Linked DNA regions of Homo sapiens: region 1 is linked to region 2. The links are chromatin loops, found by intact Hi-C in ENCODE. Cell type or tissue: sigmoid colon. All regions are shown on one strand.

Evidence for each region. Peaks named below come from ENCODE experiments on the same cell type or tissue, not always from the same donor. Only the 100,000 strongest peaks of a DNase experiment are listed, where the experiment ranks them.
Region 1: a loop joins it to region 2, with 2.3 times the contacts of the local background. A loop is called at or near these places in 9 of 110 quality-filtered maps.

What each region holds. Positions count from the first base shown.
Region 1 is chr5:135,241,684-135,246,683 of GRCh38, reverse strand. All of the region lies in intron 3 of PITX1-AS1 (PITX1 antisense RNA 1), which reads right to left. All of the region lies in intron 2 of LINC02900 (long intergenic non-protein coding RNA 2900), which reads left to right. Among named protein-coding and RNA genes, the nearest start is that of LINC02900, 4.0 kb to the left of the region's middle. RefSeq lists an enhancer at 1-57. In sigmoid colon, no CTCF peak of the experiment used is centred here; DNase peaks (open chromatin) are centred at 2,593, 3,023 and 3,673; H3K27ac peaks cover 908 bases.
Region 2 is chr5:135,329,758-135,334,757 of GRCh38, reverse strand. It overlaps MACROH2A1 (macroH2A.1 histone), which reads left to right. Exons shown (of 9, transcript NM_138610.3): 9 at 1-377. PITX1-AS1 (PITX1 antisense RNA 1) reads right to left here. Exons shown (of 6, transcript NR_161235.1): 4 at 597-1,000. Among named protein-coding and RNA genes, the nearest start is that of MACROH2A1, 67 kb to the left of the region's middle. In sigmoid colon, a CTCF peak has its summit at 2,015 (motif pointing right); a DNase peak (open chromatin) is centred at 867.

The DNA.
Region 1 (5,000 bases), 88 kb after region 2:
AAAAACTTGGACAAGTCATGTAACATCTCTGAGTCTCAGTTTCCCCATTCTAATGCCTGTTCACAGGGCTGTCCTAAGGATTAAAAGAGCTAATATACATCAAGTCCCTCACACAGTCCCTAGTGCATTGTACCTGCTCAACAAGCATTTGCCCTTTCACTGGAGAGAGAATGACCCGTGATGTCTTACAGAGTTCAGGGAATCCTCTGCCAATCCCCACCTACCCTCCCCTTTGCACCCAGACCTGAACTCTGGGCACCCCTGCAGCTGTGGCAGGAGAGGGCAGTTTGGTCCAGGGTTTCCTTCCTGGGACAACTGCTCCCTAGAGCCTCAGCACCAGTTTCAGGTCTTCCTTCCTGGTAACCCATGGCAACTTTTCTTTCTCTGCAGCCTTTCTCCTCTGGTCTTTTGGCCAACAGGTCCTGACCACACTTTCAGCTTCTGGTCCTCATCTTTCTCCAAAGAGCTAAAGACTGCAGTAAGCAGCTTCCTCCCTGCGGCCTGAGTCACCCTACCCTGCCCCTCCCTGCTCACTCTCCCAGAGCAAAAGAATTGAGTCTTCCACTTTAACCCCCACACCGGACTCCCCTACCTCTCCAAAAACAAACTTCTCTCCCAGACCCTCATTTTCCAGTCCCAGGACTGGAAACATCACCTTCAGGGCTGCCACATACAGGGCAAAGGCTGTGCACTGCCCAATAGGGTCAGGGAAGGTCACATACACTGACATGTGTGGGCACCCTCGGATTGAGCAATAAGGTGGCCCTGTGCCCGATGCATACATTGAACCTGCATTGTTGGCCAACATTTGCTGAAACCTTCTGCATGCCAGATCATCTCCTTTAATCCTCACAATCCTATCAGGCAGGAACTATCAACTCCCCCACACCCCTGAGAAAACTGAGATCAACACGCAGCGAATGCTGGAGCTGAGTGAGGTGCCTGAGCCAAGACCTGGAAGAGATGAAGGGTGAGACTGTCAGGTGGAGAAGCTGGGGTGTAGACAGCAGAATCGAAGAGGCTGTGGGAGCTAAGTCAGGGCAGGGACATTCCTGGGGCTTTGCCATCCTTCCTTCCCACCACTGGGGCTGGCCTCTGATGCTGGGAGCAACTTTATAAAAAGCAGACTCTCCTCACGACAGTAGGGAGGAGACTCTATCTACCCACCCCACTTAGGACAAAGAACTCTAGAAGAGGCCCTGTGTCCACAGGTGATAGCAGGGCTGCCCTAAGTGAAGGGGGACGTCCCTTTCTGGGGCCTCCACAGCCCAGTTGGAAACCCTCAGCCTAGAAACAATAGAACACAACAGACACAGTGACTGTGTTTGAGCCATTTCACTGTAACTTCATTTTCCTACTTTTATCTAGTCCCCAAACATTATATAATTTTTAAATGGAACAAAATTTTAGCAAATATCAAAGGTGGAACAAGTGGAGGCAGATGTGGAAAAGAAGAATGAAGAGGAAAAAAAGAGAGAACATATGAAGATTGAGAAGGTGAGGGCGAGAGGAAACCATCAGAGCTAAATGTGAGACTTTTTGCCATTTTCAGGCCCATCTTTCCCTCAGAGGAAACAGTGATAGCTCCCACAAGCAGAGAGTGGGAGCTGCGTGAGGCCTCACCATCATCTGCAACAGAGGTCAGAGACACAGCCCGGCCCCTCTAAACAGAAGAAGGGGGCAAGAAGAAAGGGTCTGGCCAAAACTGGGGACTCCAAGCCACCTGTTTGCCCATCAGGGTCCCAGACCACAGCTGCCACTTTGGGCTGAAACTCCAGGGGCTCCTTGACAACTCCTGCTTCTAAGGAAGCATCTGCTGGTGGCAAGTGCCCGCCACCCACTGAGCCTCCTCCAACAAGGAAATTGGGACCCAGACTCCTAAGGCTAATTCTGAGCCTGTCCCTGACCTTCTGCTCAGAGCAGCCACCTTCACAACAGAGAACCCTTTGGGGCTGACCAAACACTTGCCCTTGCGGGCCATCACGGGAGACTGAGAGGAGCTCCTACCAGCACACACACACCCATCACTGTAGGCCACTAACTTCACAGGAGAAAGAGCCTTGCCTGGGTCCCAAGCACAGACACATAGCCACAAATAGGGGTGACACAGTCAACAACTTTCCATCCCAGTCTGAATGAGGTCCAGCAAGGCCTTCTTCTAATGCCAGAACCAAGAGGGACCCGGAAGTGACAACTGTGTCATGGTAGCGGTCAATTACCCATGCTAGTAACACATCTGTGCTGGGTCTCAGGGTCACCCAGATGGTAGGGGGATTTATGGCCCAAACCTGACTTCCCAGAATTCAACGAATTCAGGAACAGAGAGAAGCAGAACCAGAAAGAGCTCTCTTCCAGGTCTCGCTGGGAGCCAGTATATTTTTGGAGGGCTTTGGCCTCGCCGGCTTGCTGTACTTTATTGCTGGCAGAAAGATGGGAAATTTATTACTTTACAAATCATACCCTTTGCAGCATAAATGAACTGTCTGGCTGCAGCACGCTCGAGCCTAGATGATTTGCGAAATGTCTAATGGTAAGCAGGGTTATGCTATCTGCTTACGGCCTCCGAGACAAAAGCAAGCCGTAAGGCAGAGCATCTGCACAGTGTAACTCTAGGCCAGCAAATTGGCTGAGACGCGTAAATGTTGGCTCAGCAGCATTACATAATTCGGTGCGCTCGGCCGGGGACTCAGAGGAGCACAGGGCAGCCCCTCAGCCCAGGGAGCCGGCTCTGACGGGGCTGTGCATGACAAGCGGGGCACCAGTGGAGTTCAGGGCCCAAGGTCAGGGTCAGGCCGAGCTCCACAGCCTGGCTAGTCCTGAGGCCTGCTAGTGATCAGAAGGCTGGGGCGGACCCCTGGGACTGCCACGGCAAGGCAGTGCTCTCTACATCCCTTCTGCTCCAAATTCCCCAAACCTGAGGTGAGGGGGATGGTCTTGAAATCATTACAGCCCCAGTGTGCAGACAGGAGCTGGTCAGCACCCACGGCCCATGGGGTGTTCCCTCTGGCCCGGCTGGCAAGAGGAGAGGACTGATCACAGGATCCATCATTACCACTGACAGGCTCATCCACCGCCTGTGATGCAGGATGTGACTAGAAGGGAAGGGAAGGCATGCCCATGTATACAGAAAACCGAGCAAGTCACTTGATCTCTCTGAGCTTCAGGGTCATGTGAGTGGTAGTGCAAGACCCGAAGTCAGGCTGTTAGGATCTTGCTCCTCATGTATCTATGCTTTACATGGCACTTAACGCTCATTATCATCATGAAGCACTCAGAACCACCCATGCAGTATGCATATCATCATCCCCATCTGACAGGTGAGCATATTGAGGCTCGGGAGAGTCATAGCACTTGACAAGGCTCATGCGGCTAGTGAGTGGCAGAGCCAGGATTCAAGCTCAGGATCTACTGGTTCTAAAGCTTCTGGGTTTTTTTTTTCACACAGCACTTCTCTGCCTCTCATAATCTAGGGTGTCATTTCACGGCCCCCCATCATCTCACACTGTGCCGTTTGCTGGACCGGGGGGTCCTCAAGTGAGGCCTTGAAGGTTGGACTACTGACCCAACATAAGCTCTGCTGGGCCCAGGCATGCAGTAGAGGTATTGACTCAGACAAACCTTCTGTTCTTCTTGGCTCAGGGACTTGGGTGAACTTCCCAGAAAGGAGAGGAGCCAGCAGAACTGGCCCACTTTCAGATGAGCCAAAGGACACTGCCTGAGTGCAGAGACAATCTTAAACTCAGGCTTAGGATGTACAACTGGGAAAAGGTCAACTGGTACTGCTTCTCAGCCTGGCAAAGTCTTTAGCTGAAGAGTAAAAACAAAAAAGCTTTCGAACCATTGATTTAAAAACAGGGAATGGTATTTTTAAACACTTTAACAAAACTGTCTTGTTACCATGGCTAACTTTGTGCCACTTGGCATTAAAAATAAAAGGCTGTTTACTGAATACCTATCCAAAAATAGCCTCACTTCTATTCACAGCCTTGTGAGACAAGCAGTTGGCCCCAATGATATCGTTCTCTCACTCACTCACCTAATACATCCATTCACCTATTCACGCCTTCAGCGAAGCTCTCTCTTCAATCCCAGCAACAGCCCAGCAGAAAGGGTCCTTGGGATTTTCAATTCTCTCCACGTCAAATGCCAAGTACAGATTAGACCCCATGATCTCTGGAGAAGCTTAAATTCAGCTAATGGACTTTTTATGGCATGTAAACTTTGCCCTCAGTAAGGAAGCCTGTTAGCCACATAAATAGTGCACACATGTCCACATGAAGCCCAGACTGCAGGAGGGTGACAGTACCCACTGTCAGCACCACAGCCACCAGCGGGATGAATGTTTTCCGGCATTCCAACCAAGGCCATTGGCGTGTCTCCGTCAGAACATTTTTGGCACATAACTAATACCTTGTATGACAGCTGCTCAGGAGAGGGTGAAGCAGGCATTCACTGCTAGGTCTGATCTCTTAAGAGAGCCCCTTAAGGCCCAGGAAGCTTGGCCTTGACCCAGGCAGGAAGCCACAAGGGGAATATTCTGGATATGAGCCTATGCCAGCTTGAGTCATTCCACACCCCCTGCTTCCAAGGGCCACGAAACTAAAGGAAGTTCTTTACCCTGCAGTCACATACTCCAGGAGGCTCTCGTGGCTCCCCTGACCCCAGGGGTACTCTTGTGGAAGCACAGGGAGAGGAAGGCAGAAACACTTCTGGGCCCAAGTTTCTGTGCTCTTCTAAGCCAAGTGCCAACACCAAAACAGGCAAAGACAAGAGACTTTTCTCTTGGCACATGCATAAAACACAGCCCCTATGCACTTGTCTTGCACACCCTTTTCTGATGGCAACCTCCCCCAGAACTTGCCTATGGCAACAGCAGCCACCAGGAAAGTGACCAGGGAGGACAAAGACTCTGAAGACACCTCTACATTCCTTTGATGAAACCAAGCAAGGCCATTTGCTCCACAGATCTCACTGTGGTTGAGGACACAAGAAACCAGTGC
Region 2 (5,000 bases):
TGTTCCAGACCGTGTCTGACTTAGTGTAACCTAGGAGATTTTATAGTTTTATTTTAATGAAACCCTGATTGACGCACAGCAGTGGGGAGAACAGCGTCTTTTACCTGTCACCGAAGCCAGGAAGCCCCGTTTGTAAGCGTGTGTTGTGGTGCTTTATTGTACATCCTCCAGTGGCGTTCTTTTTACTCTAATGTTCTTTTGGTTTCCCCCCTCAGAAGAATCATGAATTTGCAACAGACCTAATTTTTGGTTACTTTTTGTCTTATTGATGGATTTGAAAATGAAAGATTTAATAAGGCAAAGCAGAATCTGTTGTCCTTAATTATATTTGCAATTTGGAATTTGTGTGAGTTGATTTAGTAAAATGTTAAACCGTTGTTGTGACTGGTGTGTTCCAGTTATTGTGCCCGTGAGTCACAGGTCTTAAGTCGGCTTCTGCAGTCCCAGGATGTGGGGGCAGGGCAGTCCATCCCCCTCAACCCCCACCCTGCTCCCACAACTCCTTGGATGCTCCACAGTGTTCACTGCAACCTGGGTGGGTGTGGGCCATCTGCTGGCCCCAGTGGTTTGTAGAGAGAATTTTTATAAAGTCTCACCTTTTGGTTCTGTGTGACCCTTGGGCCAGGGTGTTATCCCCATTCCCCGTTCCACAGATGAAGGAGGGAGTGTATCCAAAGCCGTGCAGGTGGCATGTGGCAGGCTCCAGACCCTGAGCCCAGCTCTCTCCTACCATTGTCCCCTTCTGACAGTCTGTGACTTAGGGCTGGGCCTGGCCACTTGCTGATGAAGCTGCTGGAGCCTCATTCCCTCTGCCGAGGCTGCTGGGTCTGTCATCCCTGCAGGACAGGATCCCTGGCAGAAGGGTGCGTGGAGCTTTCCAAGGAGAAGCCGCCACAGCCAAGGCTCCTGGGATGTGCTGGCAGCTTTCACGTGCCTTCTCACCGCCAAGGCTGTTGAGGGATGTTGATTATCTAGGAAGACCTCAGCCAAGCCAGAGTAGCTAAAATATATGTTAGCAAAACATGGACACTTTTTGCTTCAAAGGGCACTTACACCTTAACCTAAATTTGCCTAAAATACACAGAAGACTCTTTCCGTCTCTTGAAAGAAAGAAAGAGGAAAAAAGAAAAGAGAAAGAAAAGAAAGAAGCCTGCGTCTAAAGCAGACTTTAACCAGGAAGAAATATGCAGTACACTTCATATCGTGGCCGAATGTAAAGGATCATTTTTCCTTCCCAAACTGTGCCTAATACAAACTCCTCAAAACAGAAGGTCCTAGACCATCACACAACCAATCTTTTCCATGAAAGGCAAAGATTTCCAACTTAAACCTGAAAGTTGATTTTTCAAAATTTTATCTGAACATAAGGAGTTATGTTACGTTTCTTTTCCAAGATCTTTGCTGGGTCTAGATTATGTATTCCTATTTCTTGATTTGAAATGAGAGAGAACGGTGGAGGAGGTGGGGGACTGCATTATCTTTTTAAGAAGCTGATCTTAAAATGATACCACTTCATAGTTAATACCAGCAAACTGCTTAGTCAAACCATACTATGCGGCCCTCCACCCAAGAGCATTGTTTGTGCAGGTAGGATCTGCAGTGTGGATGGAGGGTAATGGAAAATTGTGGCCACTGTTAGCTGGTCAGACTGATATTTACTGTATGTCAGGTACTGTGCTGAGTCCTTCATGGGTATCATTTCGTTTGGTCCTTGCAATAACCCTATAGGGCAGGTCCTATTATTAGATGCATTTTTTAGCTGGAGGTGATCACACTGCTGAAAAGTGACAACCAGATTCAAATGCAGAGTTTCTGACTACTGTGATATAGGGTCCCGGATGGCACGTGCTTACCAGCAGCCAAAGAGAGTCCATTTGGCCTTGGAATTTCTAACTCAGAGACTGAAACACAGAGGGACTTGTAGGTGGAACCAAGGTTTAAATGACTTAATTGGATGGGCTTACCTTTGGAGGAACACCATAGAAGCAAATGTGTTTTTCAAAGATCTTCCACTAGATGTCACCAAAAGGACTGAGAACTAGAGAAAAGGGCTGCGATTTCTGCTCTCCTTGTAAGATTGCACAAAAGAATAAATTGCATTTATCGCTGTTTGCATGAATGATTTACCATAATCACCTAAATGTTTCTAAACTTTGAATAATCCAAAGTGCATCATGCCCTGTGATGTGGGCACACTGTAGAAATTCTTTTCAATGAAACTGAGGGAAAGTGAGCCAACAAGTTGCCTGGGGTTCCCACCATTGCTAAGCCACTCAGTTCGTTTTTAAAACTGGGATCAAAAACTGTTCTCTGATGTCAGCCTCATGCTTTAAGGGGGGAAAAAAGCTCATTACTTTTAAAAAATTGGTGCAACTGCAAGGAACGTCTTGAAATGCACACATGCCTCTATTCAAAAGACAAGTTTGCACTTAGTAAAACTTAACAGAAATGCAAGTATTTTGTGAGGGGGTAAAATCCTGCAGGTTCTAGAGAGGTTAAGTGTTGCAGCCCAGCCCTTCTCTTCACTGTAAGCCTTCAGAGGCAGGCTTGCAGTGGGTGTCACCGACAGAGCTGTCCCATCCACTGTCGCTGTGCTGAGTCCCCCCAGCCTCCCTCGAACTCAGAGCCATGCAACCCTGTGATCCAACAGCAGCATTAGGCAGACAATACCCACTCCCATTCATTTCTCAAGAACAATTCTTGCCCTCAACAGCTGGGCCCTGCCCTGAATAATCCAGACGATTTTCTCAGTGCTCCTCCATGGGCCCCTTTAAATGACATCTGAGATCTAACGCAATGCTGTGGCTCCAACTGGTACTGAACTGACAATAACAGCCACTGTATGTGTGTGTCCTCTACATACATCATTGACTTCTCATGGCAAACCTATGAGGTAGGTAATACTATCTCTGTTTTACAGACAAGGAAACTATGACACAGAGAGGTGAAGTGTATTCCCTAAGGTCACACAGCCATGAATGGTGGAAGTGGGATTTGAACCCAGCTCTGACTCTACAACGAGCTCCCTGGAGCTGAACTCTCCTTTGCTATCCATCCCAATATTTTGTTCTTCAGGTTATACAGGGCTTCTTACGTGCTCACTGGGAGCTCCTGTGTGGCTGGCCCTGGGAACATAAACAGAACTTGTTGGATGACAGATGAATAGGAATGTGCATTTAAAGCAATCCAGTGATCAACAAGGACTTACTAAATGCTTTCTATGAAAGAGGCCTCGGATTAAGGGTTTCTTACAAAGGCAGGTAAGCAAGCATTGTCCAGCAAGCACTAAACTCAGAGAAGTACCTGCTAAAAAGGCAGGGGCTCAGGGCAGGGAGTTTTGCTCACTGGCTGAGCAGGCTCAGGGAGGGCTTCTTGGGGCAGAAAACCTAGTGCTGAATTTGATAGGAAAGGTTGGAATCTCCCAGGTCAGGAGGGCAAAGCAATGGGTAACAGATGGCAAGCTGGCATAGAGGCTGCTCTATCAGCCCCAGCTGGGGAGCTCCTGCACCCTCTCTGTGGAGAATCTCAGTCTTCACCCGCTTCCCACCTAGGACAGCCACTTCAGCCCTGGCCTCTGCTCGCTACACGCCATCCCCAGCATTTGGAGTTGTCTATCCATGGATTTGTCTGTGGCAGAATTCCCCCTCCCATTCAGGGTCAGGTGACTGTATTTGGTCACAACTACAGTCAGCCCTGCCAGAGGAATTGGCTTACACTAAGGCAAAAAAAGAAGAGGTGGGTGTCCCATTCTCACCCAGCGTCCTGCCCCTCCCAGTCCTGGGGGTGGTCAGCCTTTCTCAGGAGGTGGAAGCCCTCACTGGGCCTGTCCACTCTGGGCCTGTCTACTTTGGGTCAGGCAAGCCTCTCAGTTCCTCATTTGTCACTCAGGCTGCCTCGTCCATCACCCCGAATGGTCCTGGAAAAAGGGCTTGCTCAGTTTACTCATTAGCAACTATGATGTTTAATTTTTGCTGCCGGGCACTCCTGGCCGATGTTATCTTGGGAGCTGGCCTTGGTGCCGCCTTCCAGTGATCCACCTGAAGGCGATGGGGCGAGGAGGGAGTCCTGGGACCCACTCCCTGCTGAGAAGGGGAATGCTCAATGGCTGGGGCGAGGCCACCTTTTCTTCGCCTTTTCTTCCACTTATAACTTGCCTGTTGTGTTTGCTTCTGGGGGCCCCCCATATCAAAACAATATCACATGAGCCTCCTGACAGGCAATAACACTGCTCATTAATCCCCAGCCCCCGCCCTGCCCTCCATGCTCCTCCGCAAAGGTGTGTAAATAGAGTGGCCTTTCCCTGACCCTGGAAACCAACCCAGCCTGGGCTGCCTTGTCAAACTCACAGAAGAGTGTCTTAGAAACACTCTCTCCATAGGAAGCACTTCCTCCTCACTCCCCTTCTCCCCACTAAGCGACTCCCACCCCTCCCACACTCACCCATTTCCATGGGTGCACACGCACACACACATACATTCACGTGCACACAGCGAGGCCCCAGAGCCCTCTGTGTTAGCAGAGTATAGAAATGAAGAACATGCAGACAAACACCCTTTGAACCGGCCAGAGAGCAGCCAGGATTCTGTCTCCCACAAAACATAGCTGACACTACTCCTCCAGAGGCCCTCCTTGGCCTAGTTTGCTCTGTGAAGTGACCGGAACTGTCTGCAGATCTTCTGCTAATAACTCCCTTGGCTAACTTAGAACAGGGTGCCGGGACTCCCCAGCGTCTGATGGGGGACCCAGCACCCACAGCAGAGGACAGCAGCCACTCACCACCACAGTCTGCACACACTCAGTGTCTGCATGAATGTGCCCTAGAGCACTCCTAGCAGGTCGTGTACTCCCTGGCAAGGAAGCCCTCTGATGGCCCTGCTGGGCCAGAGGAGGAAAACAGTCCCAATGTCACAGGTTAAAGGTCACCGCCTTGGCTTCAGGTTTGTAACTGCTCCTTGAGGAGAGTAAAAAGCTGAAAATCCCAGAAAGACACCCTCCAAATC